Regions from separate parts of the Mus musculus genome. Here region 2 is linked to region 1. Evidence: chromatin loops called from intact Hi-C (ENCODE). Cell type or tissue: heart. All regions are shown on one strand. Links, peaks and the distances in the headings refer to the core of each region. The heading gives the core; the rest is flanking DNA.

The links. Hi-C counts contacts between places; a loop is a spot of excess contacts. Peaks named below come from ENCODE experiments on the same cell type or tissue, not always from the same donor. Only the 100,000 strongest peaks of a DNase experiment are listed, where the experiment ranks them.
Region 2: a loop joins it to region 1, with 2.7 times the contacts of the local background. A loop is called at or near these places in 7 of 42 quality-filtered maps.

The regions. Positions count from the first base shown.
Region 1 is chr11:4,703,036-4,705,953 of GRCm38, reverse strand. Uqcr10 (ubiquinol-cytochrome c reductase, complex III subunit X) reads left to right here and starts at 1,610. Exons shown (of 2, transcript NM_197979.3): 1 at 1,610-1,797. The coding sequence starts at 1,648. It overlaps Zmat5 (zinc finger, matrin type 5), which reads right to left and starts at 1,298. Exons shown (of 6, transcript NM_026015.3): 1 at 1,233-1,298. In heart, for the core only: no CTCF peak of the experiment used is centred there; DNase peaks (open chromatin) are centred at 1,293 and 1,623; H3K4me3 peaks cover 2,421 bases; H3K27ac peaks cover 2,095 bases.
Region 2 is chr11:4,435,183-4,438,100 of GRCm38, reverse strand. All of the region lies in intron 1 of Hormad2 (HORMA domain containing 2), which reads left to right. Among named protein-coding and RNA genes, the nearest start is that of Hormad2, 4.4 kb to the left of the region's middle. In heart, for the core only: a CTCF peak has its summit at 1,292 (motif pointing left); no DNase peak of the experiment used is centred there.

The DNA.
Region 1 (2,918 bases), core at 108-2,607:
GAGTTAAAAGTCAGGCTGATTTATGTAGCTGGTTCCAGGCAAGCCAGAGCAAGTGTAAAACCTTTTCTCCATACAAACAAACACAAACCATTTAGTCTCTGTAGTCAAATCTTAATTTATCTCTAGATGTTAATTCCTATTTTTGTTTCTTGGTTTGGTTTGGTTTTTCAGGACAGGGTTTCTTTGTGTAGCCCTGGTTGTCCTGGAATTTGTAAACCAGGCTGGTCTTGAACTCTGAGACCCACCTGCATCTGGAGTGCTGAGACTAAAGGCACCCACAACCGAGCCCACCTCTTAATTCTACCTTTCTTGCACACTTCTGCTAGCTTGCTCTGTCTATCCTACCTACCAAAATGCATCTCAAATCTGACCATTATTCTAAACCTCTCTACTCTAAATTACCTACCTCTGCAATTTCTTCTCTTCAGTTTTTGCTCTAGCAAGAAGTCAGAACGATAACATTAAAATGTAAATAGACCTCAAAGCATTCCAGCTTAAACCCATTCAGTGACTCCCTAGTGCAATTAGGAAAAGAATGACTCCTTACCCAGGACGGGATTCAAGGCCAGACTAGAGATGACTTCAGGCCACCTACTCATTAGAGGCCACTCTACACTTTCTCAAGCACCCCAGCAGTGCAGTTGCCTCTAGAAACATTATCCTGTTTACCCTGCTACAATATATTCAGTCCTCCATTAAGCGGCTACTCAGGTTTAAAGAGCAAGCAATCCGTCCAAGCATTTGGGTTTTCTCTTTTACAAAGTATTAGTTTCCAGAAGTGCTGGGCTTCCCCATCGCCCACGCACCACGGCCAGAGCGCTCCAGGAGAGCTGGGAACCTTTCTTTTACTGGGGATCATCTCAAGACCCCGAGGGGATACTCAGAAAAGTACGGTGCCTTTTACAACCAGGTCACCCATCTCCGAAGCCGGGGTTCTTGGCTTTAAAGCCTACGCTCTGGAGAACAGGAAGCAAGTGCAAAGCCACTTTCCCCCCTGAGACGTGGCTTAAGAGTTAGAACTGCAGGACCCGACTTTTGCCACCCCCAAACCTACATCTGGAGTAGGTTCAAAGGACGTTAGGCAGAGAGTCGAGATGCAGCCACAGAAACTCAGGTTCCCTGCCTCTGTATTCACTCCCCATGCCAGAAAAAGCGGATAGCGCGGACTTAGAATGAAATGCCTACTCTTCTGATTGGGAAAAGAGCCTAAAACTTGGACGCGGATGTCTCACCAAAGATACCTGGTTCCGGGCTCCTCCTCTTGAGTCCTCGCGTTGCGCTCTGCTCGCTGGGATTTGTAGTCCTTCCTAAGGTACCGAGAAGGCGGAATACGAAGGCGAGACAGCACTGGGGAAGATGGGTAAGCTAAGGGGCTTTCGGGACTTGTAGTTCAAAATAGCCAAACGCAGGAAATGGTTGAGGAGAAAAACTGAGAAATAAGTCTTATCAAATTTTGGTTGTGTGGAATATGAACATTGTAATAAACTGTTACCCTGTGCACATTATCAGTTTCTTTAATGGTTCAAAATGTCGACTCTGAGATACAGAGAAACTACAATTCCCATAAAGCAGGGCGCGTTGAAACTTTTGGAGCAAGACATTGGGTTCTACGCAAGCGCAGTGGCGCGAGTTCGGCAGTGAGGCAACATGTCGTCGCCGACGATCCCTTCGCGCCTGTACTCCTTGCTGTTCCGCAGAACTTCCACCTTTGCCCTCACCATCGCAGTGGGCGCCCTGTTCTTCGAGCGAGCCTTCGATCAGGGCGCAGACGCGATCTACGAGCACATCAACGAGGGGGTGAGGGCCTGGGCCATCCTGACCTTGGGCCCGCCTGAAGGGTGACTGGGAGGGAGGTAGGACGGAACTCAATCAAGTCTTACCAGGTCTGGGGTGAACTGTGCCCGTTAATACATCTATTTCTCTTGACATGGTGCGAGGCCTAATTGGTATGTCCTGTCACACAGTTCCACATATTCATTTGCGAAAGCTAACTCCTGACTCCTGAGACATCAGAGGACTTACGGGTCTGAACCACTCCATTAAGTCGGTGGTGAGTTGGAACTCCGACCCCTGCCGTCCTTGCTAGTTTCAAGGGCAGATTTCAGCAAGGCAGTCGTTAAAAGTAGGTCTCCTTAGACCATGTGGCTGACCTTTTAAAATTGATGTTTCAGTTCCGAAGGCCGCCCACGTAGGCTCTTTGGATTAAACGTGAAGACTATGAAACCTCAAGCCCTAACTGGCAATACTGGACTTAAAGCACTTAACCGTGGTATTGAATAAAGGTCATAGTGGATCAAAGATCCTGGGATACAGATGAGGTGCTACCGTTCATACTTAATGATACCACTGAAAGATAGCATCCTGGGAAAATGTGGGGATGAATATAAAGTAGGAAATGGCGAGCCCTCTTTGACTTAACTGTCCCACACTCTGTGCATGTTTTATGTCAAAGGTTGTGAGAGTATTGGGGAAGGTATGTTACTGATGGCCAGCATGTTCATCGACTGGTTTCTTTTTCTCGAGACAGGGTTTCTCTGTGTAGCTATTGCTGTCCCGGAGCTAGATGGTAGACAAGGCTTGGCCTTAGACTCACCCTCCTGCCTCTGCCACCTGAGTGTTGGGATTGTAGGCCTGAGCCACCACCGACCAGCTCCTTCACTGAGTGGCCTTCCTTCTTGCCTTCCTTCCTTTCTTACCTCTTTTGGTTTGTTTTTAAATTTTGTTGTTTTAATTTTATTTGCTTATGTTGTGTCTGCATGTACATCATCTGTGCTAGGAACTGGACGCAGGTCCTCTGGAAGAGCAACCAGAGTACCCTTAGCCACTGAGTCGTCTCTCCAGCCCCCTCAGGGCTCTCTGACCTGCTGCCCAGACAGGCTCTGTCTACTAGTTGCTGTATTTCCTCTGGTGGGGTAGCT
Region 2 (2,918 bases), core at 322-2,821, 270 kb after region 1:
CCCAGCACTCAGGAGGCAAAGGCAGGGCGATCTTTGTGAATTCAAGGCCAGCTTAGTCTACAGAGTGAGTTCCAGGACAGCCAGGACTACATAGAAAAATCATCAAACAAACAAACAAACAAACACATAGAAAAACCGTTAAACAAACAAACAAACAAACAAAAAAATAACAGAAGACTACTAGGACAGAAACTTGAGGAATCCCAAGAAGGCAGGAGGAAAAGAGGCAGGAGGAAAAGGCAGGAGAAAAAGGCTGGAGGATGGTGGGAGGAGCCGAGGCTGGGAAACACCAGGAGAGGAAGACTTAATATGCAGGTGCTTTGTTTTGAAAGCAAACATACTTTCTTACATTAATGAAGTGTATATAAAAAACTGTTCTAAGTACCATATTAGTTTAATAGATTTAATGTTGAAATAACTGTGAAGTAGACACTGTTTTCTGTACAGATGGAGAAACTGGGGCCCACATCTTGTCCAAGGTTACATAGTAAACTGCCCACTGAGATGTGATCTTAGGTAGTTTGTTTCAGAAAGTTCACGTGTTTAAACCCTGGCCTATGTTACTATTCCAGGTGTACAGTGAGCAAGACCTGAAAGTTGGGTCTGTATTTATGGTTACAAAAACAGAAACCAAATCTCATAGGAATTAATTTAACCAGAGTTATACAACTGCTAGGTAATAGAATCCAAATTTGAACCCAAATTTCATAATTACAAAGCCTACTTTTGCTAGATTGCATTGTTGGCTGATTTTTCTTACATATCCATTTGTGTTGCATAAAATTGAATTTTACTTGTTTTATAAATATTTTTAAATTCCTTTTCAGATGCAACAGCCCTGGTAGAATTGTTTTTCAGTACTATAAATTTCATCTGGGTCATCCATATATTCTAAAAATGCAGGTACCTAACTACGTGGTGTTCTCATGGGCGGATGCCCCTGGAAATATCTTATGATCTAAAAAGATTGGCTAAAATCCTAGCAATATAAAAAGTGATTTAAAAACCATTATTCCTTCTATTACTGCTTCTCCGGTAGGAGGTTATATTCTAATGGGATAGAACTGGAACTTAAACCCTTATCGCTACTTTCCTTCTTCCTTCTTTCTTACAGTATAAAGGAGATGCTGTGAGTCAGACTCAACAGTTATACTCTAAAAGAAAACAGCCTTTAAAGACTACTCAAGGACCGCTAGGTAGATCTCAGTCTCCTGTAGAAATATTGTACTAGTGTCCCCTAGTGCTGCTTGAAGAAATAATCTAAGAGAAATTCAATAGTATCTGTTTATAGTCTCTATCACCACCTTGTGGCAATGTCTCCAAATAATTCTAACCTCTTATTTGCAAAAATCTTCCAGAATCTTGTCTTAATTGATAATATAACAGGTAACAGATTGCCCTGAGTGAGCCAGAATGGACTTTCTTTAAACAGGTTATTTCAAGTAAGGCCTCCGACTGAAATAAAATTAAGGCCTTCAGAAAGAAAAGGGAAGATTTACTTTAAAAAAATTCCACCGAAGCAAAAAAAAAGGGTGAATAAAAAATGTTTTCCCAGACTCGGCAGTATCGTTGTGGATTTCCCCACCTCCACTGTGTTCTTCATTGTGATCTATGTGCATACTGGGGGACTGACCATGTCAGCCATTCTCCATGTTTAGTCTAGTCATACTCAGCTGTCAGGTGACAATTGCTACCCATTTGCAGTTTCCAAAACATCTCATCATCATGAACAGAAACTCTCCTAGTAAACTGCCATTTCTTCTATCCCCACCCGAGTCCAGATAACCTCTCGTCTACTTTTTGTCTGTATATGTTTGCTTATATGTAGGTTCTCATATGTAAGCACATGTATTTGTCCTTCTGTATCTAGCGTTGTCTAATTTTAACCTAGAATTGTGCTTGCAAGGTTCATTTACATTGTGTCATGTTACCACAATTTCATCCTTTTCTAAAGATTGAGTAGCCCTTAAATATCACAAACACATTTTGTTTATCTGTTTATCTGCTCCTTTTTTTTTTTTTTTTTTTTTGAGATGGGGTCTAGTCCAGGCTGACAGACTCCTGTGCTCAAATGATTGCCCTGCCCCAGCTTGCACTGTAGGTGGGCATCCAGTGCATGCCACTGCCCTTGGCTGTGTGTTCGTTTGTCTGTTTGTCTGCTGATAGGCATTGGATCATCTCCACCTTTGACCGTGAAGAAGAGTGCTGCTGTGCCTGTGGGTGTACACGTGTTGGAGGCACTCCCTGCTCCTTCCTCCCTGTTTATTTCTTTTGGCTGTACACTTAGAAGTGGAAATGCTGGATACCGGTGTAACTGCTTAGAAATGTGAGGAACTGTATACTGCTGGGCCGTTTTACATTCCAGTCAGCAGTGGTGAGGATTTTAATTCTCCATCTCTTCACCAGCGCTTATTATGTTCCTTTTTGGAGAAAGTTTTGAGTTTGTAAACAAGTCTGAAGTTAACCTAAAAAATGTTCTGAGCCCAGCTGAACACAAGAAGACAGCTCCTCTTTGAGGGCACAACAAAGATGAATGGGATACATTGTTGAGGGCTTAGGTGACTTATAACTTAATTTTCTTCTGAGAATGTGTTTATGAATGAATAAATTATTTTATGATTTTATTGAGTTGATGAAATTTAATGCAGAGACTTTATGCCAGATTTAGTAAAAGCTTATAGTGAAAATTCAAGTGGTTATTAAAATTTGCTACCAAAATTACAGTTAACTTACACAGCTCTCATTTGGAAAATTCAAAATAAGAATTTTTCTAATTCAGATTCACTTTTGCAATTTTGATAGGGCTAAGAAGAACTATTTTAGCTCTGTTTTTCCTTTGTATTTACAAAATTAGGCTTGGTAAATTTTTCTTGTAACAGGACAGTCTGAGAAATTGTCTATACTTAACTGTAATTGAT